6 separate regions of the Homo sapiens genome follow, and all the other regions are linked to region 3. The links are chromatin loops, found by intact Hi-C in ENCODE. Cell type or tissue: sigmoid colon. All regions are shown on one strand. Region 1 overlaps TMEM272 (transmembrane protein 272). Region 2 overlaps ATP7B (ATPase copper transporting beta). Region 3 holds the start of NEK5 (NIMA related kinase 5). Region 4 has its middle 35 kb from the start of CCDC70. Region 5 overlaps ATP7B (ATPase copper transporting beta). Region 6 has its middle 38 kb from the start of C13orf42.

Region 1 (4,000 bases), 310 kb after region 3:
TGCTCTGCCTTGCCACCCTGGCTCCCCACCACGCCCCAGGTGTCTCTCCTGTTGTACGACTCCACCAGGATGAGGCGGCTGCTGTCCAAGGCCGTGGTGATTGATGACGATGACGATGACGAATACCCCTGGAGGCAGAATGCGCACAGATACTACATCCACCTCCTGCTGAGCCTCTTCCTCTTCCTCTGGTTCATCCTGGGAAACTACTGGGTCTTTTCTGTGTACCTGCCTGATTTTCTTCCCCCTTTCCAGCAGCCTCAGGACTACTGTGACAAAACCCTGTACCTCTTTGCAGTCGGAGTCCTGGCGCTCAGTCACACTGTGCTGGTCTTGCTCCTGCTGTGCAGCGGCTGTGTCTACCTGTGCTCCAGGTGGAGACTTGCTGCCGATGAAGACTGACAGCTGCCTTGTCCAGCATACCATGTATGCATATGCGTGTGCATGCACGCGCGTGCACACAGACACACAGACGCACACACACACACACACACACACAGGTTCAGAGAAGGGCATAAAGGTAATAAAACCTTCCCTGAAGGCATTTAAAAAGCCACCCAAAGGCACTGAATATAATAGCAGACTAAAGAAACTCTTGCCTTCCTAGACATGGGGAAATCACTTCTGCTCTTTTCAGAGTGGGAATTTTGTTCTCACAAGAGTTTTCAAAGGGATAATTGTTTTTGAGGGTATGAAGTGTGGGAGGCAAAGAATGGGAGACCTTTTCAAATCATAGTGCAATTTCAATGACTGGTGCAAGAGCAAGGTTGGTTGTTGCTACTGCTGCTGTCATTCAGCCATGGTCACCTTGAAGTTATAGAAAGTGCACAGACTTTCACACAAGATATATCTTAACTTCACTCGCTATGATGGCTTTTGTTATTAAAAGGAAAAAGATATTCTTTTAGTGACTCTAGCTGCCTTTTGGGAAAGTGAAGGAGCAGTCTCTTCCAGCCCTATATCAGATAGGTTTGACGTGATGGGTGGAACATCCCAAGGTCAGCTATAAAATCTAACAACGTCAAAGCAGTAGCTTCCACATAGGGGGCGGGCTGGCCTGCTACAGGCATTGCGGAGTGCAGCGCCGTGTGCACCGTGTGCCGCTGCTGCAGGTTCTTTGCTTGGCCTTGAGTCTGTCTCTGCCTCTGGCTATTCAAGTACCTCTCTATGATCTGCGGCTGGCTGGGTGGCATAAACCAGTTTTGTATGTTTCTGGACAGGTTGCATGAGTTGGGGTGCCGTCAGTGTAGCTGTTTTTGGTTTCTGAGCTTAAATATCGAATAATAGCTCCTCAACCTAATGACCAGTTAGGCTTTGGAAGCCTTTTGTAAATTGAGATGTCTGGAAGTCCAGGATGACACCGAACAGTGACCACTAACCTTCCCTCTGGCTGCCGCTGTTGAGAGATGAAGTCCAGGTCTGTTGTCAGTGCTCGCTGGGGAGCCTCTTTATGAGCAAAAAGTCCCATGTTTTAGAATTTTGTATGAAGATACTGTCATGAGTGTTTCTAGGGCAGTGCCCAGGGGTGCGTGGCACCTGCTTAACCGTGCTTCTCTCAGCCACGTGCATAGCATTTCTGTATATTTACACACTGCTGAGCTGTGTTTATTTTTTAACTTTGTTATGTTTTCGTGCTTTCTCATCAAACCAATCCCTGAGTGGCCATGAATGGAGGCACCTCCCTTCATCAGAAGTGTCAGCTCAAACCAAGAGGCTCATTCTTCTCCGTAGCTTTAAGAGAAAGGCCCCGTGAGTCCCATGGGGTCTTCCCATTTCAGTTTAGAAGCACTCCCCGGGCAGTCACCGTTAGTCCCCCTTTCCTCCCAGGTGAGAAGAAAGTGCTTGGTGTGCCATCTGCTGGACAAAGGAAGAACAGCCCTTTTTTTGCCCCTGTCCCTAAGGGCAGTTTCTGTTTTCATTTTCACTTGAGCCATGGCAGAAGACCAGCGGGTGTGCAGTTTGCAGATCCTACCTCACCTATGATGCCCAATTCCATCCTCACTGTGTCCCACGTTGCCCTCTCTGTGTTGGGGACTGGGGAGAGTCTGTGGGCTATGATACTGGGGTGGACAGGAGTTCCATGGGCTCCTCTCCCACCCTCCTTTCCCCAGTCCATGACTCGTCAGCCATTCCCAGTCACTTAGCCAATGCTTGGACATCTGTGAGCAGCAAAGACCTGGGCCCAGGGACACCTGCATGACTCCCACATGAAAGCCTCTGAGGCTTCTGTTGCGAGGGCCTTGGCAAAGGCGGAAAGAGCTGTGAACAACCATGGGCATGAAGATTTCTGTTAGCAGATGGCAGGTACTGGTTAGTGCTTTGGATACATCAGTAGCTAGGTCTCAAACGTTGGACATTCCCAGTTTCTGGTAGGCATGAGTATCACCAGAGTGTTGCAGAAATCTTTCCCAGAGGGAGTGGTGGATGAAGTGTGCTCATTCTCATATGCACCCCACCAGCCCACCCCCAGTTGCAATGGAGAATACTGGTCATAGGTCCTAAATAATTGCTAAAATCTGGACTATATTTTTAGCTTTGAGTTTTCTTGTCACCAAAGCAGTAAGGAAGAGGTGATGATCTCTTTGTATAGGTCATACATCTTCCCTGGTTTGAGGTTACAGTGAGCTATGATTGCACCACTGCACTCTACTCTGGGTGACAGAATGAGACCCCATCTCTAAAAAACAAAATTACCCCCTTCTGGGGAAACAGGTTAGATCCTAAAGAAAATGTTCATGTGCATCCATTCATAGAGGGGACACTGAATGGTTCAGTGGGTGACATCTTCAAGCGCAGCAGGCTTTGAATGATAACTGATTAAGGCCTCCCTCAGGAGATGGTGAGATGGTTATGATAAGGCACATTTCAAGAAAGAGGCTCTGGGGCTAAGTAAGGCAAATGGTCTATAACTGTGGTTCTTTGAAGTCTGGCTTAATCCAGGGATGACACCCAGACTGTCTAGGAAGGGCTGAGCTGCGTGCCCTTTAAGTGATCACCTCTTAGTATAATTTCACTGAGCTGGAGGTGAGTGTAAGAAGTTCCTGGTTATAGAAGAAGTTATAATCCTTGGCATGGCCTGAAGTAGGCAGTCCACACTGATATGAAATGTGCTGTGTATACCTGGAGAATGAAAATGCCCATCTAAGACTGGCCCAAGAGCTGGGCAGCCTTCCTCCATGGGAACCTGGCAAGGCAATGGGAAGTGGACATGGGAACACCTGAACTTTCTGGATGCTATGAAACCTCAAGGGAACAAATTATGTGGCAGAGAGGGATAATCTGTTCTTCCCATCTGAGAAAAGACTGCAGCAAAGATAAACTATATGTTGAGATCATTTTATTTGCTACATCGGGCATCATTCTAAAAACCATTCTTTGCCTGAATCTATATAAATGACAGTTGAAAGCAGTAAAAGTGGGACTGTTTCACTGGAGTCAGCCACACTAGTGGTTCTCAAATCTTGGTGAACCCTGAGAGCTACCCAAGGACTTGTTTGCAATGCAGAATCACAGCCCCCAGAGACTGACTTGTGGGGCCCAGCTGGTTCTGATTCGGTGGCCAGAGAAACCGCATGTGTGCACTCGGGCCACACATACAGCCTGGACTGGCTTATGTCAGGCCCATCCTGGTTGTCACCATGAGGACAATATAATGTCACTTCCAGTACTTCGTGTTATTTCCTTCTCTTTTAGTATGAGAAGTGGCCAAGTGGTCAATAGCTTTCATCTTTGTGTAACTGAATCTTGTGCTTCATTTCCTTCTGGGCATTTTTCATTGTTGATGAAATAAACTTTGTTCAATTTGTTCCCCAGTGTCTTCCTTGAATACCCTGGGGGAAGAGAATCCTCCAGTCCTTGGGATGCTTCATTTGTTCTTTCTTCCAATGGGATTTCTGAGGGTAGAAGACTGTGTCCACAGAAGCTGACAACCTGTTCTAGGCAAATTTTGCTCCATAAAACTCATAATCCTCATAATCCTCAGGTGAGTAGATGAGTCTGT
Region 2 (4,000 bases), 130 kb after region 3:
AGCAAGGCCTTCCACTAGCAGAAAGACCATGACTTACTGACAGCTCAGATGATTGTTAGCATTTTTTTGCCATAACATATTTTAAAATTAAAGTATATGTATTTTTTTAGGCATAATGCTATTGCACACTTGATAGACTATAGTGTAAACATAACTTTTATATGCACAAGGAAACCAAAACCTTTGTGTCACTCACGTTATTAGGATATTTGCTTTATTGTGATGATCTAGAACCAAACCCATGGATATCTCTGAGAGATGCCTGTATTTGAGCTTAGATCCCTGGCTTGAAGGGATAAATGAATGAGTAAGTGAGGGAGGAGGGAGCCAGCTTTTGCATGAGGCTTGCTCCCTTCCCCTCCCCTCCCCTCCCCTCTCCCCTCGCCTCCCTGCCCCTCTTGTTTCACAGGTTCTCTGTTGCTCAGGTTGGAATGCAGTGGCAGGCTCACTGCAGCCTGGATCTCCTCGGGCTCAGGTGATCCTATCACCTCAGCTTCTCGAGTAGTTGGGACTGCAGGCATGTGCCACCATGCCCAGATAATTAAAAACATTTTTTTTTTTAGAGACACGGTTTCACCATGTTGCCCAAGCTGGTTTTAAACTCCTGGGCTCAAGTGATCCTCCCATTTCAGCCTCTCAAAGTGCTAGGATTACAGGTGTTAGCCCCCACGCCTGGCCCTGAATGTTGAGTATTGTCGGAAAGTTTAGCAGTCCTTTTACAGCAAGCACATTTGTAAGTTGTTTTTGCTTGGCATTCTTTGTCATTCATTTAACAAATGCTTATTGAGAAATTCTTTAAGTGTCAAGCACTGTTTTAGACCTTGGAATAAAGCAGTGACTGAACAAAATAGATGTGAAGAGGCTGTGTGTGGTGGTTCAGACCTCTAATCCCAGCACTTTGGGAGGCCAAAGTAGGCGGATTGCTTGAGCTCAGGAGTTCGAGGCCAGCCTGGATAACATAGTGAAACCCCTGTCTCTACTAAATAAATAAATAAATAAGCAAGCTGGGCATCGTGGCACGCACCTGTAGCCCCAGGTACTTGGGAGGCTGAGATGGGAGGATCACTTGAGCCAGGGAGGCGGAGGCTGCAGTGAGCCAAGATCATGCCACTGCACTCCAGCTTGGGTGACAGAGTGAAACCCTGTCCTTAAAAAAAAAAATGTGAAGGATTCCTGCACTTGTGAAACTTATATCCTAACTGGGGAGATAGTTGTTAAAAAGAGTAAGTAAAAGATGTATTATTGCATTTGGTGGTGATTGAGAATTCTCAAGAAAAATAAGACAGGGAAGGATGATAGGGAATTGGGAGTGTATGAAATTTAGATGGGATCATTTGGGGGAAATCATTGAGAAGTTGACGTTTGAGCAAAGATTTCATGGAGGTGAGGAAGTGAGCCCTTTGGATATGGGATGTTGGAGGGAGGTATTTCTAAGCTAGTAGACAGTTCCGGAGGCAGGTGTATGCTTTGCTTACCTAAGGAACAGCAAGATCAGAATGACTGTTTCAGAATGAGTAAGGGGCCAGGAGTGTGAGGATAAGTTGGAAGGTAATGGGAGGGCTGCAACTGTATAGTCTTACAGGTCATCATTGTAAGGATTTTAGGTTTTATTAAGCACATGGGAACCCCCTAGAGGCATTTTAGAGGAATGACATCTTGTGACTTCCTCTTATAGGTATTCTGACTTTTGTGTTGAGAATAGACTTTAGGGGCTAAGAGCAGAAGCCAGGAGGTCGCTTAGGAGATTCTAAGCAATAGTGCAGGTGAGATGAGCTGGTGGCTTGGACCAGGGTTCTTGTGGATGTGTTGAAGTCATTAGATGCTGGATGCATTTTGTTGGTGGAACTAACAGGATTTGCTAAACATTTACATGTGGGTTTGAAAGAAGATGATTCTTTTTTACTTTTTAATTTTAAATTCATTTTAATTATTATTTTTGAGACAGAATCTCACACTGTCACCCAGGGTAGAGTGCAGTGGTCCAATCACAGATCGCTGCAACCTCCACCTCCTGGGCTCAAGTGATCCTCCCACCTCAGCCTTCTGAGTAGCTGGGACTACAAGTGTGCACCACCATGCCCAGCTAATTTTTTATTTTTTGAAGAGATGGTGTCTCACTATGTTGCCCAAGCTGTTCTGAAACATCTGGGCTCAAGTGGTCCTCCTGCCTTGGCCTTCCAAAGTGCTGGGATTACAGGCATGAGCCCCTGCACCTGGATGAGATTATTCTTATCAAAGAGGGATCCAGGATTTTTTCCTGGGCAAGTGGAGGGAAGGAGTTGTATTTACTAAGGTGGGGAAGACTGTGGGAGCAGCAGGGGAAGGGCAGAATGTTGAGAGCTCTGTTGTAGACAAGTTAAGTTTGCGATGCATATGAAACACCGAGGAGATGGTGATGAGGCATTTGGGTCTGTAAGTATAGAGTTGGGAATTGTAGGCTATAGGTGGTGATATAGTCTGAATGTTAATGTCCCTGCCAAATTCATATGTTGGAACCTAACCCCCAAGGTGGTGGTATTAGGAGGTGAGGACTTTAGGAGGTGATTTGGCCATGAGGGCTCTGCCTTCTCGAATGGGATTAGTGCCCTTATAAAAGAGGCTTGAGGGAGCCACTTTGCTCTTCTGCCATTTGAGGATGCAGCAGCAAGGCACCATCTGTGAAGCAAAGAACAGCCTTCACCGGATACTGAATCTGCTGGCTCCTTGATCTGGGACTTCCCAGGTTCCTGAACTGTGAGCAATAAATTTTTGTTGCTTATAAATTACCCAGTCTAAGGTATTTTGTGATAGCAGCCTGAGTGAGCTAAGAAAGGTATACTTCTCCTGGCCTGGATGAGTGTACAAGGAATGAGTAGAGATGGAAGAGGTCCAAGGGCTGAGCTGGGGGCCACTGCAGCACTTGGAGGTTTGGGGACTTGGAGGCTCTGGTGAAAGACTCTGAGTAGGAGCTGTTGGTGGGAAGGATAGGAGGAAAATCAGGAGGTGGGGCAACTTGGAGGCTGAGCTTGGAGACAAGGACTGGTCACCTTGGGCAGTGTGTCACTGGCTGAGAGTAAGTATGGGGGTGGGCACTGGGGACCTGAGGAGCCAGAGAGGGGATAGGACCACTGTCTCGGAGAGCGAAGGGTGAGCGGACTAGGGGGTAGTTGGACTGCCAGGTGGCAGCACGGGTCCTCCCGCAGTTCGTGGTGCTGAATCAGAGTGTGGGCAGCCAGCCTGGATGTGCGTTCTGTCACATTCTTGTTGAGCTGCTAGAGGACAGGCGTGAAGCCAAGTGGAACTGAGAGTAAAGCCGTGTTGGAGTTTTGCAGGAAGGTGCCAGATGATGAGGGCAGCCAGCGAAGTCGAAGGTGCATGGAATGAACTGTGAAATGGAAACATTGGCTTTTACTTTTCGATAATCCCATTGTTTCTCTTTTTGGCCATCCCATCTCTTCGTAATTTAGAACTATCATAATCGTTTTTCACTCAAGACTGTTCAGCCAAGTGCAGTTTATTTAAGAGCACTCCTTCAGTGAGCTTACTTAGGTATGTGTGTGTTTGTGCCTGTCTCCTGTTAATAAGCTGATATGAAAGTCCTGCTGAGCTAGTTGTTTCAGTCTTGGAGATCAGCAGCGATATGGGGAGGAGAAGCCAAGCCTCTGTTAAAGCCCACCAGTCCTTCCCTCCCCCGCTCCCAGCACCTAGTGTTTGAGGAATTCAGACTTTGAATACTGCTCTTTGCTACTGTTCTTCTCTCCTAACTTGCCAGTAAACTTCCAAGGGCAGTATGTGTCTTGTGCTCCTCTCCTGGTCTTCTGTTGTGCATACACTTAAATACGGCTCTCAGGCTGTGAATAATCTGCTTTGGTTAACACTCCCCTCTGTTCTGAAGGCTGGGCTGCTAGAGCCCTGACTGTTGGTGGCTGTGCTGTTTGCAGTGCTCATGTTCTCTTCTTGGGAACCCAACATATGCAGCTTTAATGTCAGGCTCTGCCCTCCTGTCCTGTCACAGGATCCG
Region 3 (4,000 bases):
TACATTTTATTGTGATCAATTGTGTAGTACTAGTAATTTTAACAATTTAATCCAGAAAAACTAAAATTCTATGAGCAGGAAATATAAATTTCCATTTCTGTACTTCTTTCAGCAGTATGATAGGATGATCAATAAGACTTTCAAGTATGAAAAAGATAACGGGTAAAATTCTATCAGGAAAGTAGAATGAAGATATGATTTAATGAAGCATGTCTAAGAATTCTAGGGAAGAAATTTGGGTGTGGTCACTGACACGTGTAATTAAACAAAAACAAGTAGATCATATACCTACTAATATTTTGAGGGAATTTCACTGCCAAAGAAACTAACATTGGATATTCCAACTGCTAAACAACTTTTGGACTCCTGCTACGGGCTGCATTCACCCCCGCCGCGGCCACCCCCAATTCACACACTGAAATCTAACACCAATAACTAATAATGAGACTATATTCGGAGACAGAGACTTTAAAGATGCAATTAGATCAAAATGAGGCCTTTAGTTCAGCCCTAATCCAACTTGACTAGAGTGCTTACAAGAAGAAGAAATTTTTTGTGGCAGGGACGGGGAGGGGGCGGCGGAGAGATGATTTTAAGAAGGAAGAGTAATGATGTAAACTTAGGATTTTTAAGAGTTTTTTGTGGGTTTTTTTTGTGTGTGTGTGTGAGGTGGACGATGGAGGGTACCATATTACTGTAGTGTTTCGATTCAGTTGGATATATTTAACTTGCGTCACTATTTACAATTGCTGAAAATTACATTTTTTTCAACTACTTAAACATTTTAGACAGCAGCTTGATGTGCAAATCCAGAATGGGGCAGGGTGGGATGAGCACTGGGCGTGAGTGCAGACGCTTGGGCAGCGCCGGTTTCGTTAGAAAGTCCCTTGGCAGGCCGCCGCTGTGGCCCAAAGAGTAGGAAGCCGTTCCAGTCTCACGTCCACCTTTTGGCAATATTTGAGACCTTGTACAAGAAACACTCTTCCTGTATCAGTTTAGCTCATTTGTAAAACTGGGAGACTACTGCCTTGACGGGTTGTAAAGAAAAGAGAGAACGTTTGCGAAGCGTCTGGTGCACCTTAAGCAAGAGCGGGGAGCGCTACTGTAGACTGCAAAGCAAAGGAATCCCGACCCAAGGCAACGGGACGGTTGCGGGGTGACTCTGCCGGGTCTCCAAACTCCCTGGCGCCTGACCCTGCCTCGAGGTGGACTGGTCCCCAGGCCATTCCAGACCCGCGCCCCGCCCGCGTTTCCTTGCGCGGCTCCGCCCCGGCCGCAGGGAGGCGCAGCGGCCCCGGGAACCCGGATCCTTCCGGGACGCTTCGTTGGCCCCGCGGAGCCGGCGGAGCAGGTACGCTTGCAGGGGCCGCCCTTAGTTCTTGCCCGGAGCCGCCACAGGGCTTCGGGAGCTCGGCAGGGTGGGGGAAAGGGATGGAGTTTCGGCCTGGGGCGGCGGGGGCGGCCCAGAAAAGGCCTAGCGTCCTGGGCTGTGTGGGTGTAGCGTCCAGGGCGCGTCGGTCTCTATGGCAACGCTCCACACGCGGAGGTCGGGTACGGGTAAGCGTCTTGCCACTCACCCGCGGCCGCTTCCAGGGGCGGCCCTAGGGGAGAAGGAATTTTCCTAATTTGGGGGCTTCCACCCTTTGGTGCCACTTGGGCGGGAGGGTCGCGGGCCCTCAGTTCCCGGCGAGTCACCCCCGGCCCCAAGTCCGTATGCGTCTCTCTCAGAACCCGATCCTCCGGTGTCTGCAGCCTCTCCTGGCTGCGGAGCTGGTTCCCAGCCCCCTGCAACCCAGTACCGACTTCCCACCCTGACGTAAAATTATTCGAAAACAAGCCCCCTGCTCACCCCATTAACAACAACAACAAAACTGTATTATGCCCTAACTGTAGCATAAAGAGGAAATAGAAGGAAAGCAATAAGTAAGAAAGTACATATTTCAATCTGAAAATGCTTGGCACTACTACCCTTGGAAAATGTAGAGAAGTAGCCAGTAGCCGCGCCTGGGGAGTCGCCTGAACGTGACGGCAGCAAATGCAGATTGTTGGGTCTCCGGGACCAGGAGCAGCGTGGCCAGTGAAGCGCGTGGTTTTCCCAAATGGTGAACAATTCTTGGTAAACCTCCAAACCGAAGTGCAATCAAGCCTTGATTTACATGTAGTTGCATTCCTCGAAAAAAAAAAGAAGTGTTCATTAAAACTGCAAAAATACTTAGCATTTCGATGTAAAATAGAGTTTGGTTCTAGCCACAAACGGATTTTTCCACGCACAGGAATGTATAGGAAGACTCTCCAAGATTGTAGGGCCGCGGGGTAATCCTTTATTGTGCGGGACTGTCTCTCGAATCGCAGAATCCTACCATCTCAGGCCCCAACCACCTGTAAACCTCATGCCTCTGAATCTTGGGGAAACAGCTTCCCCACCCCCATATATTTCCAGAATTCCCCCTAGGGGGCAGTACGTCCCCACTAAGAAAGGCTGAACTATAAAAGTGCACAAGCCTAAGGACATTCCTGCTTTATAAAGGTGCGAAACACCGGATATAGTATCTTTCATTCTCAGAACAAACTTGCAAAACAGGTATTGTTATTCCATTTTAGAAATTAGGAAAGTGAGGTTTTGCCAGGTTAAGTGACTTACCCGAGAATACAGGGCAAAAGTGTATCAAAGCTGAGCTATGACCCGTGTCTGACCAAGAAACTCTGTCTCATTTCAGTTATCTGTGGCCACAAAGAAAGTTATTTGTCTCTGTCTTGGCAAGGCTGGGAGGAAAGTTTTAGCTAAGTGAGTTCTTTTACACTTTAGTCATCAGTTTTCTGACTTTGTTAGTCTTTATGAGACGTGTGTGATAAATTTACATTACTCTAATTCCAGGAAACTCAGCCCATTGGAGACCATGGATAAGTACGATGTGATTAAGGCCATCGGGCAAGGTGCCTTCGGGAAAGCATACTTAGCTAAAGGGAAATCAGATAGCAAGCACTGTGTCATAAAAGAGATCAATTTTGAAAAGGTAAAGTTAAGTTCAAATTTCTGTTAATTTTCAGTGGGATATTCAGCTGGCTTTTAATCCAATATAAAAAGGAAATTTTTATTTTTTATAATTTCGAATTTTAAGCCATAATTGATTTTTGTTAATTCAACCTCCTAAGTCCATTGTCCAAACAGCAACCAATGATCTCATTTTTAAAAAGAGGCTGGACGCACTGGCTCACCCCTGTAATCCCAGCACTTTGGATGGCCAAGGTGGGAGGATTGTGTGAAGCCAGGAGTTCGAGATAGCCTGGGCAACATAGCAAGACCCTGTCCCTGCTAAAAAAAAATTTTTTTAATGAAAATAGAAAAGAAATAAGATCACATCCCTGTGGCTCCTATGGCCCTCCTTAGGGTGCCCTGCAAGGCCCTGTGAGATGCCAGCCTCCTCTGTTGCCCTGACTTTTCTCTGTGGTGCACTTCCTCTCTCCTTATTCAGGTCCTCTACGAGGGGTTTTCTGCAAACATCCTAGCTAGAGTAGACCCCCAGCCACAATCACACCTTATCACCTTATCACACCACCTTGGTTCCTGGTTTCTTTTTTGTTTTCTTTTCTTTTCTTTTTTTAGACGGAGTCTCGCTCTGTCACCTAGGCTGGAGTGCAGTGGCATGATCTTGGCTCACTGCAATCTCCACCTCCGGGATTCAAGCAATTCTCCCACTTCAGCCTCCTGAATAGCTGGGACTACAGGTGCATGCCACCATGCCTGGATAATTTTTTGTATTTTTAGTAGAGATGGAGTTTCACCATGTTGCCCAGGCTGGTCTTGAACTCCTGAGCTCAAGTGATCTGCCCGCCTTGGCCTCCCAAAGTGCTGGGATTACAGGCTTGAGCCACTGCTTCTGGCCTGGTTTATTTTCTTACTAGCATGTATAATGCTCTGCAATTACTTTGCTCTCTTAATTATTCATTTGTTTATTGCTTGTCTTCCTCAGTATGCAGAACAGTTCCTGTCACATAATAG
Region 4 (4,000 bases), 230 kb after region 3:
GCAGGAAAAAGATATAAGTCTAAGCCATTCTTGTTGGCTTTGTGCAGCCAGGATAGGCTGTGAAGTAGGCAAAGGGCAGAAGAGGAGAGAGAACTAACATTTATTATCTAGTATGTGCCAACATTTTGCATATATTGTTTAGTTTAACCCTTACATTACTCCTACTTTTGCAAATGTGAATCTGATGTTTGTTTTGTAAAACATTCAGAAAATGCATGATATTTATGTAGTGGTAGCTGCCATCACACCATAAGTCAGTTGCCCATTTCTCCATCCATGAGGCAGCCATCCTCTCTATTATAAGGAGCTCATTTCTCAATTAGTTCTTTGAAAACTGAAAAGCATGTAGATATAGAACAATATCCTGCATTAGTGCTTCTTAACCAGGAGTGTGTCAGGAGAAAAATCCCCAGGAGTTTCTTGTATTTCTGCATGTTTATGAGCAGGGGCACTGCACTTTTGTTCTAATTATCTTTTTATTTTATTTTATTTATTTATTTATTTATTTTTGAGATGGAGTCTCGCTCTGTTACCAGACTGGAGTGTAGTGCCACAGTCTCTGCTTACTGCAGCCTCTGCCTCCCAGGTTCAAGCGATTCTCCTGCCTCAGCCAGTAACTGGGACTACAGGTGCACGCCACCAAGCCTGGCTAATTTTTGTATTTTTAGTAGAGATGGGGTTTCACCATGTTGGCCAGGATGGTCTCAATCTCTTGACCTTGTGATCCACCCACCTCAGCCTCCCAAAGTGCTGGAATTACAGGCGTGAGCCACCGCGCCCAGCCCTTTTTTTTTTTTTTTGAGATGGAGTCTCACCCTGTCACCCAGGCTGTAGTGCAATGGCATGATCTTGGCTCACTGCAACCTCCGCCTCCTGGGTTCAAGTGATTTTCTTGCCTCAGCCTCCTGAGTAGCTGGGATTACAGGCACGCACCACCATGCCTGGCTAATTTTTGTATTTTCAGTAGAGACAGAGTTTAACCATGTTGGCCAGGCTGGTCTCCAACTCCTGACCTCAGGTGATATACCCACCTCGGCCTCCCAAAGTACTGGGACTACAGGCATGAGCCACTGCGCCCAGCCTTGTTCTAGTTATCTTTTCAACTATTTTTTTCAAGAAGATTATAAAGGAAATCATCTTGGCAGACAAAAATAAGAGTCCCCCTCCAGGGAAGACAGATTTTCTTACTGTGTATGATAATAAAGATAATTTTGGCCAGGCACAGTGGCTCATGCCTGTAATCCCAGCACTTTGGAAGTCTGAGGCAGGCAGGTCACTTGAGCCCAGGAGTTCAAGATCAGCCTGGGCAACATAATGAGACTCCATCTCTACAAAAAAAAAAAAAAAAAAAAAAAAAAAAAAAATTAGCCAGACATGGTGGCATGCATGTGTGGTCCCAGCTACTTTGGAGGCTGAGATAGGATGGTTGCTTGAGCCTAGGTCAGGGCTACAGTGAGTCATGATGGCACCACAGCAAGACCCTGTCTCCAAAAAATAAAAAAAAGACAATGTCTTACTATGGTGTAAAAGTTGGGCAGGTTTACCTGCAGTCCTTTCAGCCTTTCAAAAGATTTGGGTTTCTGAAACTTGGGGCTCCTCTGCTGTGATGAACCCAATGTGTGCTCTGTATTCACCTGGGCCACTCTGCATCACCCTGTGGTGCCAGAGAACAAAGGGAACCAACCTGAACATGAAGTTTATGCTGCTTGCTGTGCTTTGTTTCTGACTCAGGAGTCTTGTGTCTTCTGACGGTGTACATGGAACTGCGGCAGACTAACTCCTGTCAAGGTGCTCATCTAAATCACCTGTGGGGTTTCAAAAATCCATACCTGCCTGGGTCCTACCCCAGTGATTCAGATTCAGTATGTCTGGAGTGGAGCCCAGGTACCTGGGTTTCTTTAAGTTCTCTGAATTGTCCTGAGCACATGACCAACTGAGACCACTGTTCTCACAACAGTCAGACCCCCAAGCCGACCAAACTGGCCAAGCTTCTGGCAAGGATCAGTGCACAGTTGGAAGTACTCAGCCGGGTTCTGGAGACACTGTAAGAAGACCGCTGCAGGGGTGCCTCATGGGAAGAGATGGACCTCCTCTGGTGGTCGCAACAGGCTTTGTCTGATAATCACAGCATCCCCCTCTCAGGGCATCCGGCTGGGTGCATGGGGCATGTGCACCGACAACTTGAACAACCTTCCCCAGAGGGCAGTGACTGCAGAACCAGGACCTGCCCTGAGCATTTTAGCCAGGCTGTGAGAGGGTGCCCTCTCCTGGACATGCTGCTGCTGCTCACATAGTTCCTTCACTTAAAACCAAGTCTCTGAAATGATAAGAAAACTTCAATAATTATTCTAAAAACATACATTTGTGTTACACACACGTGTTTCTCTGTCTCTCTCATACACACACACACCCCTCTAGAGCTATATGGCTTGTTATAGGCTTTGAAAATCTTTTATATTCACCAAGCTGTCCCCGATGGCACAGCTAGAAGGAGCTGGAGAAAAAGACAAGTCAGTCTGAAGCTTTCTTGTAGGCTGAGAGTTACATTTCCCACAGATTGGCTTCTCCAGGAAGGGGATGTGGAGTGTTGGACTTTCCTGTGCCAAAGTTGAGACTGGGGCCCTGGGGTTTGCTGAACACTAATAGAATTTAGCAGACTCTTGTTCTCCCTGAAGAAAAGAGCTTTTGAAAGCAGGCATTGTCCACAGAAAAGAGATGAAGTGTTTAGGCTAAGAGGAGGAGGGTCAGGCAGCTGTTAGAAGAGGCTTGTGGTTACGTTGGTTGCTATGTGGGAAATTTTTGTAAAAATTTAAAAAGGGAAAAAAGACCATGGCAAGAGCATCCTGAGTCTCAGGGGTTGTGTATTGGAATCTGAGAAGTGGAGAGGATATTTACCATCACAGGGGGGCTGTCAGATCACGGATGTTAAGCATTTGGCGCATTGGGAACACTCCCTACTGGTAGCTGTAAATATCATCATTAGCTGCATGCTCAGCTGTTTTATTTTTTCCCCCATCCCAGGGCAGAGGGTGGGGGGATGTAGGCAGTGGTGTCAGGGTCTAGCTGGGAGGAGTGAGGGGACAGGAGGTTGAAGATGAGGAAATGCCTGGTCTGCTATCTTGGTAGCCCTAGCTTCAGGCCCTGTCCCACAGGTAGATGGATAAATGTCCCAGGTGGAGCCCATAGCAAACACCCCTCTGCACCTTCCCACCAGAGTTCTTTTCAGGGCTATCCAAGAGACAGCCAGAATCCATTCCCTGCCTAAAGCACAGAGAATCTGACTTGAGCCACTGTCTTGTGGCTCGATTTCCCTGCAGTTACTACCGAGTGTGAGCCCCATCCATAAGGAATATTTAGAAAACCATCTTCAGAGGCAGTTTCCCACCCCACAATGGCAGCTGAAGAGGACAATGCTATCAGAGCCTATGCTGGTTATGGGTTCTCTGCAGCTCCCCACAAACCACCCCAATACCACATGCATCTCAGCCAGGCTGACCCAAGTTCCTTTTTCCTTTAAGTCAGGGGTCCCCAGCCCCTGGGCTATGGACCAGTACTTGTCCATGGCCTGTTAGGAACTGGGCCACACAGCAGGAGGTGAGTGGCAGGTGAGCAAGCGAAGCTTCATCTGTATATACAGCTGCTCCCCATCACTTAAATTACCACCTGAGCTCCACCTCCTGTCAGATCAGCAGTGGCATTAGATTCTCATAGGAGCATGAACCCTATTGTGAACTGTGCATGCCAGTGATCTAGTTTCCCCACTCCTTATGAGAATCTAACACCTGATGATCTGTCACTGTCTCCCATGACCCCCAGATGGGACCATCTAGTTGCAGGAAAACAAGCTCAGGGCTCCCACTAATTCTACATCATGGTGAGTTGTAGAATTATTCCGTTATATATTACAATGTAATAATAATAGAAATCAAGTGCACACTAAATGTAATGCACTTGAATCATCCTGAAACCATTCCCCAGCCTGGTCCATGGAAAAATTGTC
Region 5 (4,000 bases), 190 kb after region 3:
GGGACCCTCGGAAGCAGACCCAAGAGTTGAGCTGCCCTCCTCTGGGAGATGCATGGGGTCTACTGGATGTGAAGCAGGAGAGTAGGGAGGGACATGGCCGGACGGATGCTTTGGAAAGACCATGGGGGCAGCACATGGAGAAGACAGTTGGAGGACTGAGCCGTGGACAGGGAGACCAGCAAGGGGGTTGTTTGCACATCCAGAAAAGGACAGGGCCTAAACCAGTGCAGGGTGTTGGGGCAGGAGCCAGGGATAAACTGGCCCTGTGACAGCAAACCTGCAGGGTGTGGTTGACCAACATCACTGACTGGACCCAGAGGCCGAGGGCAGAGGGGGCAAGGGTAACTTGAGGTTTCTGCTGCTATCTGATACCTTTTGCCAACACTAGGCATTGCCTTCCTTTTGTCTTAGGTTGGCATCAACAAAGTCTTTGCAGAGGTGCTGCCTTCGCACAAGGTGGCCAAGGTCCAGGAGCTCCAGAATAAAGGGAAGAAAGTCGCCATGGTGGGGGATGGGGTCAATGACTCCCCGGCCTTGGCCCAGGCAGACATGGGTGTGGCCATTGGCACCGGCACGGATGTGGCCATCGAGGCAGCCGACGTCGTCCTTATCAGAGTGAGCGTGGCTGCAGCCAGGCTGTGGGTGCTGGGAGGGCAATGGGCAGACCCCTTCCTCACTGTGTGCTCCTCTCCATCAGAATGATTTGCTGGATGTGGTGGCTAGCATTCACCTTTCCAAGAGGACTGTCCGAAGGATACGCATCAACCTGGTCCTGGCACTGATTTATAACCTGGTTGGGATACCCATTGCAGCAGGTAGGCAGCTCTTACCCACTGTGCTCCAGCTGCGCCCAGAAAGGCTTCTGTCTCCCAGGTTCCTGCTGGGGTTAGTGAGTGGCTCACTCACTGGCTGGCTAGAGGCGTTTTAGAAAGGCTGTTTTTTTTTTTTTTTCATGTCCCCTGCTTTATATGTCTTTAAATGAGAAACTGTGGAGAGGACCTGAAACCTTCATTCACTCTGGTCCTTTCTAAAAAGCTAGTGGAGATGCTTGGCTGTATTTTCTGATCCCTATTTTATTGTGGCCTTATTTTCTGAGCCATTTGTTAAGTCATATAGTCTGAGAAATAATCATTAGTAAGAATTATGGGGCATCTGCTACATGCTAGGCACAATTATTGGTGTTTCAGAACCTTATCCTGAACATTAATCCTGCCCAAGTTTCACTCTGAGTTACACAAATGATCATGGAAAGAAATGGCTCTTTGACCAGGCATGGTGGCTCATGCCTGTAATTCCAGCACTTTGGGAGGCTGAGGCAGGAGGGTCATTTGAGCTCAGGGGTTCAAGACTCACCTGGGCAACATGGTGAGACTCCATCTCTACAAAAAATTTTAAAGTTAGCTGGGCGTGGTAGCGTACACCTTAGTCCCATCTGGGAGTACAGAGGCTGGGGCAGAAGGATTTATTGAGCCCAGGAGTTGGAGGTGGCAGTGACCCATGATCGCACCACTGTACTGTAGCCTGGGCAAGAGTGAAACCCTATCTCAGAAAAAAAGAAAAAGAAAAGAAATAGATTTTTCTGCTTTGTAATTCCCCCTCATTCCCCCTCCTTAAGAACCATCTCTCCCCCGCCCCCTGCTCCCTGCCCCCTGCCCCCAGGAACATGGCAATGAAAAGTTCCAGAGTGCTCCTCCATGGGCTGAGGAGAGATCAAGTTTGTAATCACAGCATTCCTGCCTCAGTCTCCCTTGTGTCTGAGTGGTTAGTGGTGACTTGTGTAACAGGGCCTTGGCTTCCTGAGCCCAGTGAGTCAGGCAGGTTTACTTCTTGTCCCCAGAGCCGGCTCAGGAGCTTAATTCCCCCAGTGTATGTGCCTCTGCCACACAAAGTTGACCATACCTGTCTCCTGACCCTGTCCTGGGACCTGGCTCTCATTCCTCTTCTAAAGATGTCATGAAGCCCTGGAGGCGAGATCATCTGCTAGAGAAGGACTGTGGCCCTCAGCCGTGTTTGTCCTCTGTGGGACTGTGGCTACAGGATGGGCAACTGGCTCCCTCAGCTCCTGCCGCTTTTCTCCTCCCGCTCCTCCCACTCCTTGTGGTTTGTCGCTGCCCTGGAGCTCGCCCTGAAATGGGATGCCACCTGTGGGTGGTTCTGGGAACATCAGGGCGAGTGGAAGAGAGCCAGGCCCACTCAACAGCATCCCACACCCAGCTTTCTAGGAAGCCTCACTTTGGGGGGGGCCTGTGGGCAAGATCCATTGGCAGGGGCTTCTGAGCACGCCAGGTGGAGACCTCACTGGGGGCCGCTGAGGGTGGGGCAGCCCGGTGCCTGAAGCCCTCTCCTGGCTCCTCTCCCCAGACCTAGGTGTGAGTGCGAGTTCTTTCTTCCCCAGGTGTCTTCATGCCCATCGGCATTGTGCTGCAGCCCTGGATGGGCTCAGCGGCCATGGCAGCCTCCTCTGTGTCTGTGGTGCTCTCATCCCTGCAGCTCAAGTGGTGAGTCCCCTCAGGTGGAGCATCTGTGGGAGGCTCCCAGGAGGCCTTGTCATTCTGCATGCTTAGCACAGTGGAACTTGCCTCTCATTTCCCATTCATTCACCTGGGACAAATGCTGCAGTGGCAGCCCACATGGAGCCTGGTGTGCATGCATGTAACTTATCAGCACCATGAGCAGGCAATTCACTGCTGCCCATTCACGTGCTGGGCTGCCCTTACTCTGCTCCTCAAGGGCTGTTTATGTGAACATCAAGCAGACATGGGTCCCTGTGTATGATCTATCACTTTTTTATTTAAAAAAGATGTTCACTTATTTATGAGTGCATTCATTTAACAAAAGTTAGTGGCAGCCTACAATGTGCAAGGCATTTGCTTAGGAAGTTTCTAAATCAGGTGAGCTTTCCTGGAACCATAGGGAGTTTAATGTCCTTTTCCTTGGAAACTCTTGAGGTTTTGATACTGAATGTTATTAAAAGATGGATGAGAGGCCTTCACCAGGCTTAGAAAAAAAAAAAGCCTTGTTTCTAGAATGGCTCAGATGCTGTTGCGTTCCTGCTTTCCAGCTATAAGAAGCCTGACCTGGAGAGGTATGAGGCACAGGCGCATGGCCACATGAAGCCCCTGACGGCATCCCAGGTCAGTGTGCACATAGGCATGGATGACAGGTGGCGGGACTCCCCCAGGGCCACACCATGGGACCAGGTCAGCTATGTCAGCCAGGTGTCGCTGTCCTCCCTGACGTCCGACAAGCCATCTCGGCACAGCGCTGCAGCAGACGATGATGGGGACAAGTGGTCTCTGCTCCTGAATGGCAGGGATGAGGAGCAGTACATCTGATGACTTCAGGCAGGCGGGCCGGGGCAGGGACTTGCCTCCACTCACCACAAGCTGAGCAGGACAGCCAGCAGCAGGATGGGCTGAGCTAGCCTCCAGCTTTGGGGACTTCCGCTCCCTGGATATGTCCAGTCATCCTGCCCTGCAGCACGCGGCCTTGTCTGGGTGCAGCTGGGCTTGGCCTGGAGAGGACGGCCCTGCCTGCCTCTTGGCCTCACGGGACCGTCAGCATGGGCTTTGTCTTGGACTCTAGTCCTTGGCTGGACTGTAGAAGGTGAGAGGCGAGTCACCCTCCTCACAGACCTCTGCTTGGAGTATTTAGGATGACTGCTGTGAAATGGAGAACAGTTTCATCAGGACCAAAAAACCTCACTGGGCCTTTCCAGAGAACTGCAGACCTCACTGTCAGGGTCTTTCTGATGACGCCTGTCTGTGTGCATCATGTTTCTGAGACCACAGTTTACCTCAGGTGTGCCTGTTGCTTTCTTCCTGCATAGTCTGTTCCTTTCTTCGTACATAGTCTGTTCCTTTTCTCTCCTGTGTGCTTGTCAGTGGGGACCCCTCGCAACCCTGCCTGTCACCTGGGAGGGTGGGACCAATGTCCTTGTGGTCTTTGCTGCTGCTCTCAGGCGCTTCTCCAATGCTCTGGAGTGTGCATTTCAGCTTGA
Region 6 (4,000 bases), 980 kb after region 3:
CATAGAAGGTGCTTATATTGATTTCCTATTACTGCTGGAACAAATCATCACCAACTTAGTGGCTTAAAGCAATATGAAGTTCTCTAGGTTAGATGTCCAACACAGGTCTCACTGGGCTAAAAATCAAGGTGTCCGCAGGGTTCAGTTCCTTCTAGAGGCTCTAGGGAAGAATCTGAGTTTTTGTTTGTTTGTTTGTTTGTTTTTTCTTTTTTTTTTCCTTTTCCAGCTTTTGGGGCTACCTGCATTTCTTGGCTTCTGGCCCCTTCCTCTGTCTTGAAAGTCAGCAATGGTGTGCTGAGTCTCTCTCACATTTCATTTTTCTGCCCTCTCCTGCCACCCTCTTCCATTTTTAAGAAAGATAATCTGGAAAATCCCCCCATCTTAACCTGATTAGCAGCCTTAATTCCCTTTACCATGTGGTGTAACATATTCGCATATGTAACATTACCATGTGGTGTGACATATTCACAGGTTGCAGGGATTCATGTGTGGACGTCTTTAGGGGCTGTTATTCTGTCTACTACAATGTTTGACTAGTGTCTATAGAGTGAATTTGTGCCTGTGATTGGCCTTATGCACACAGCTCAGGCCAGGGGGGTTCTGAAGAGTTGAAGATTCTACAGCTCTGTACTTGCTGTGGCCAATTTTTTTGGTAGCATTTCTGGTATTTTTCATTTAGCTGGGATTATTTCTGACTTCTGGCATCTCAGAAGACATTGGTAGCCTTTTGATTCTAGTCATCCATACACAGGCAAGATCTGCATAGAACCAAGGAATTCAGTTTACCTCAGCAAGTGCTAATGCAGCTCTAGTTTTAGTTTTCATTCTGGGATGGAACAACATAGCCCCAGTTGTTGAGGGTCTCTCTGCGAGTATCTTTCTGGTGGCACAAGCAGTGACCCCTAGGCAAATTGATGGGCTCATCTGGATTAGTCCACTGCATTTTTTAGGATGGCCAAAGCTGCTTTCTGGAAAGAAAGAGGTTCTGTTATACAGCCAGTCTTCTTGAAAAATGTTTGTAGAACTGCTGAAAGTATATATAATTTACGCAGAATTTATGCCAAATTTGGGCTGAATATATATGTTTTGGTTGTGACCAGGACGGAGGAGTGTGTTAACAGAAGCAACTTTCTTAAAGCCTCCCTTCCCGTGTGATTGAAGTTCTAATATTACTTCCTAAGGGACTACATTGAACCTGTTCCAAGTATATAATAAGAATAAAGCCCAGTATTGATTCCCCCAGTCGCCCCAGTAGGATACGCTGGTGGCTGTAAATTTGAAAATTGTGACATACAATGACCAAGTGCTCAAAGATGTTTGTTTTCACTGTGACCAAGTGACCAAGGGCTGCCTGTTAAAAAATATCCCCAATTCTGGAGAAATGTGGGGGTCCCACAAACGACACCACAGTAAATGAAAATGTCAGCAGTAAAAGCTGATCATGTGTTTTTGTCTACATAATTTTGTCCATAATTCTTGTGCAATTCTGTTATGGCACTTCAAAAGGGAAGCTTCTTTAAAACTGGTTTTATATCTACGGAAAATTCTAACTTCTAAATACAAAGGTCTGAGTTTATTCGTCAAATATTTCATTTATCCATGCAAAGTTCTAAGATGATGTAAATAATGTGTATCTTCTACTGTTTTCTGGGAAGAGTGCTATTTCTTGGGCTAAGATATAGACTCTTGAAGACAGGGTTAGTGTTAGTATCTTTTTGTTCTTGCTGTTTCTGGCACCATCTCAACTCTGCCTAAAAACGTCAGAGAAAGCCTTCCTACAGAGGAAGGGACAAGAGAGGTGCTTATTATTGATGATGAAGAGAAATATTCATGCTAAATGACTTCAAAGATATAACTGTTTCCCGAACTGAGCAAAATGAGTTTGCACTGGAAAAACATAATTGCCTTTGGCTCATAGTGGCTTCACTATGCGTCTACCTTGTGCTACCTCTCTTGTGTGTCTGGGGGCTGGAGTGGATCAATGAGAACCAGGCTACCATTGATCAAGCAGAATGGTGATAATGACCAGACCAAAGGATATTTTTTTCAGCTTGAATGTCCAGGGTCAATGCTTCTGGCTGTCTCAAAGGGAAGAAGCAGTTACAGCATTGTTCAAAATGGCTCTTTAGAGAAATCATTTCTAGCTCACTCCATTTGCATCTGTATTTCAGATTTGCTAGGTTTCCTTTGCAAACATTTTCACTTATTACCCTTTATCACCTTTGCTAATTAAGGAAGATACAGAAACCAGATTTTTAGGGTTTTTTTTTTTTTTTTTTCAATTTCAGCCTTTGGCCACTTCCTATAAAAGATTTCCCTCTGCTTTGAATAAAATTTCTAAGCAGCCTTCAGAGCCAAATTAAATGATTTGGAATTCTCTCTAGCTAGCTGATCTTTAGCTGCAGAGATCAAGAACCCCATCTAGTGGGAAAATATGAAGCTGCCACCGCAGTGACGGACTGAAATTAGCAGCGTGGTTGAAATTCTTGCCCAGCCCTTCTTGTGGAGCACAAGAAGGCCTCTGCAGAAGCCTCATTCAGAATCTCGAAACTATCAGCCTTTCAAACTGTGTGGGGCAGGAGGTGGGCAGTCAGAAAGATGCTTTGTGAGGGGAAGGAAAACAGCACCCATTCCCCTCTGCAGAGTAAAGGGAAGCCTGGCCCCAGGAAGGAGCAGCTGCCTGCAAGAGGGAGCCTGAGCCGTGGAGTCCTGGGAGCCTTTGAGGTGGGCAGCCAGGGCGTGGAGGCAGCAGCAAGCCCAAACGGTCAATACGGGCCCAGCTGGGGCCTGGCGGCGGAGGGTACCCTCAAAGAGCCCTGGCTCCTGAGGCCAGCGGGGCATTTGGGCCCTCAGCCAGTTAGGGGGTTTGTTCTTCCTTTTCCTAAGGCACGTCGCTGCCCAGTGGGAGTGGGTTCCTGTCCATAAGCCAGAAGCCCCACCATGTGGTGGAGGGAAAGGATGACTTTCCTTCTCATCCCCAGGTGTCATTGGACCCCCCTCCAGGGGGACCTCAGGGGATTGCATGAGCTGTGCTCTTCCTTCGTGAGCCTCCTGGCTCTGCAGGGGGCTGCCGGCTTTTACCTTACAGCTCTTCACTGAAATGTCACCTCCCTGTGGGGCTTCCTGCCACCACCATTGTTCTCTGCATGGCACCCTGTGGGCGTCCTTCATGATGCCTATCACACCATTTAAGATGTTTTCCTGTGCGTCGCTCTCCTCCCCTGCTGAGGGCAGGGGCCGTGCGTGTGTGCTATGTTGCTGACGTAGTCCTTCCTGCTGCAGTGCCTGGCACAGGGCAGGCGCTCCCTTGTCTCTGTAAAGAGATGAAGAGGCTTGGCTGAGCCCAAGGACTGGGAGGCAGGCTGCTGGCAAGGCCTGGGGAGACCTCTCCCTGGCTGGCCCTTGTTTCTTTTCCTTCCTCTCCACTAGAAGTAATCATAGGGGTCCAATTTGCCATGGGATTTTACGGAAATCACATGGGTCAAAGTGCTATGCAGATGCAAAGCGTCATCCAGTGCTGTTTCATTTCCATTTGCTTGGTTCCATGTGTTGGGGGAGGGTCCACCAGCACCCAGAGCCCAGGGACCCTATGATTCTGTCATATACAGAGTGGCAAACGTCAGACATAGGAGGCCCTTGCAGATCCCCTAATCCGGGGCTTCTCAAGCCCTCTCCATATGTGAGAATCAACTGAGCCGTTTTATTAGCCACAGACCCGTTCCTCCCTGCTGGAGGTTCTGATTTAATTGGTCTGTGAGGAGGATCAGGCATGGGTATTTTTAAACATCTCTCAGGTGATTGATTCTAATGTGCAACTAGGGTTGAAGACCTGGACCAAATCCACCCCTTCGTTGTTTTTTTTTGAGACACAGTCTTGCTCTGTTGCCCAGGCTGGAGTGCAATGGTGCGATATCAGCTCACTGCAACCTCTGCCTCCCGGGTTCAAGCGATTCTCCAGCCTCAGCCTCCCGAGTAGCTGGGATTACAGGCACCCGCCATC

The links. Peaks named below come from ENCODE experiments on the same cell type or tissue, not always from the same donor. Only the 100,000 strongest peaks of a DNase experiment are listed, where the experiment ranks them.
Region 1: a loop joins it to region 3, with 6 times the contacts of the local background. A loop is called at or near these places in 74 of 110 quality-filtered maps.
Region 2: it touches region 3 in a loop (6-fold over the local background); 101 of 110 quality-filtered maps call a loop at or near these places.
Region 4: a loop joins it to region 3, with 4 times the contacts of the local background. A loop is called at or near these places in 77 of 110 quality-filtered maps.
Region 5: it touches region 3 in a loop (4-fold over the local background); 12 of 110 quality-filtered maps call a loop at or near these places.
Region 6: it touches region 3 in a loop (4-fold over the local background); 3 of 110 quality-filtered maps call a loop at or near these places.

Annotation. Positions count from the first base shown.
Region 1 is chr13:51,813,153-51,817,152 of GRCh38, reverse strand. It overlaps TMEM272 (transmembrane protein 272), which reads left to right. Exons shown (of 5, transcript NM_001351003.2): 5 at 40-3,806. The coding sequence ends at 402. LOC107984561 (a long non-coding RNA gene) reads right to left here. Exons shown (of 2, transcript XR_007063805.1): 2 at 3,321-3,996. Among named protein-coding and RNA genes, the nearest start is that of DHRS12, 11 kb to the right of the region's middle. In sigmoid colon, a CTCF peak has its summit at 1,888 (motif pointing left); a DNase peak (open chromatin) is centred at 1,862; H3K4me3 peaks cover 805 bases; H3K27ac peaks cover 257 bases.
Region 2 is chr13:51,998,958-52,002,957 of GRCh38, reverse strand. All of the region lies in intron 1 of ATP7B (ATPase copper transporting beta), which reads left to right. Among named protein-coding and RNA genes, the nearest start is that of ATP7B, 10 kb to the left of the region's middle. In sigmoid colon, CTCF peaks have their summits at 1,428 and 1,629; a DNase peak (open chromatin) is centred at 3,217; H3K4me3 peaks cover 646 bases.
Region 3 is chr13:52,126,380-52,130,379 of GRCh38, reverse strand. It overlaps NEK5 (NIMA related kinase 5), which reads left to right and starts at 1,307. Exons shown (of 24, transcript NM_001365552.1): 1 at 1,307-1,351; 2 at 2,718-2,785; 3 at 2,876-3,014. The coding sequence starts at 2,898. It overlaps LOC101929657 (a long non-coding RNA gene), which reads right to left and starts at 1,485. Exons shown (of 2, transcript NR_110306.1): 1 at 1-1,485. In sigmoid colon, CTCF peaks have their summits at 1,267 and 2,447 (motif pointing right); DNase peaks (open chromatin) are centred at 1,389, 1,549 and 2,019; H3K4me3 peaks cover 1,785 bases.
Region 4 is chr13:51,894,727-51,898,726 of GRCh38, reverse strand. It overlaps a transcript of TMEM272 not described here. Among named protein-coding and RNA genes, the nearest start is that of CCDC70, 35 kb to the right of the region's middle. In sigmoid colon, a CTCF peak has its summit at 2,267 (motif pointing left); a DNase peak (open chromatin) is centred at 2,203.
Region 5 is chr13:51,934,091-51,938,090 of GRCh38, reverse strand. ATP7B (ATPase copper transporting beta) reads left to right here. Exons shown (of 21, transcript NM_000053.4): 18 at 412-615; 19 at 698-815; 20 at 2,396-2,498; 21 at 3,062-4,000. The coding sequence ends at 3,335. It also overlaps a transcript of TMEM272 not described here. Among named protein-coding and RNA genes, the nearest start is that of CCDC70, 74 kb to the right of the region's middle. In sigmoid colon, a CTCF peak has its summit at 2,153; no DNase peak of the experiment used is centred here.
Region 6 is chr13:51,147,592-51,151,591 of GRCh38, reverse strand. It overlaps a transcript of C13orf42 not described here. Among named protein-coding and RNA genes, the nearest start is that of C13orf42, 38 kb to the right of the region's middle. RefSeq lists an enhancer at 2,433-3,324. In sigmoid colon, a CTCF peak has its summit at 2,421; a DNase peak (open chromatin) is centred at 2,471.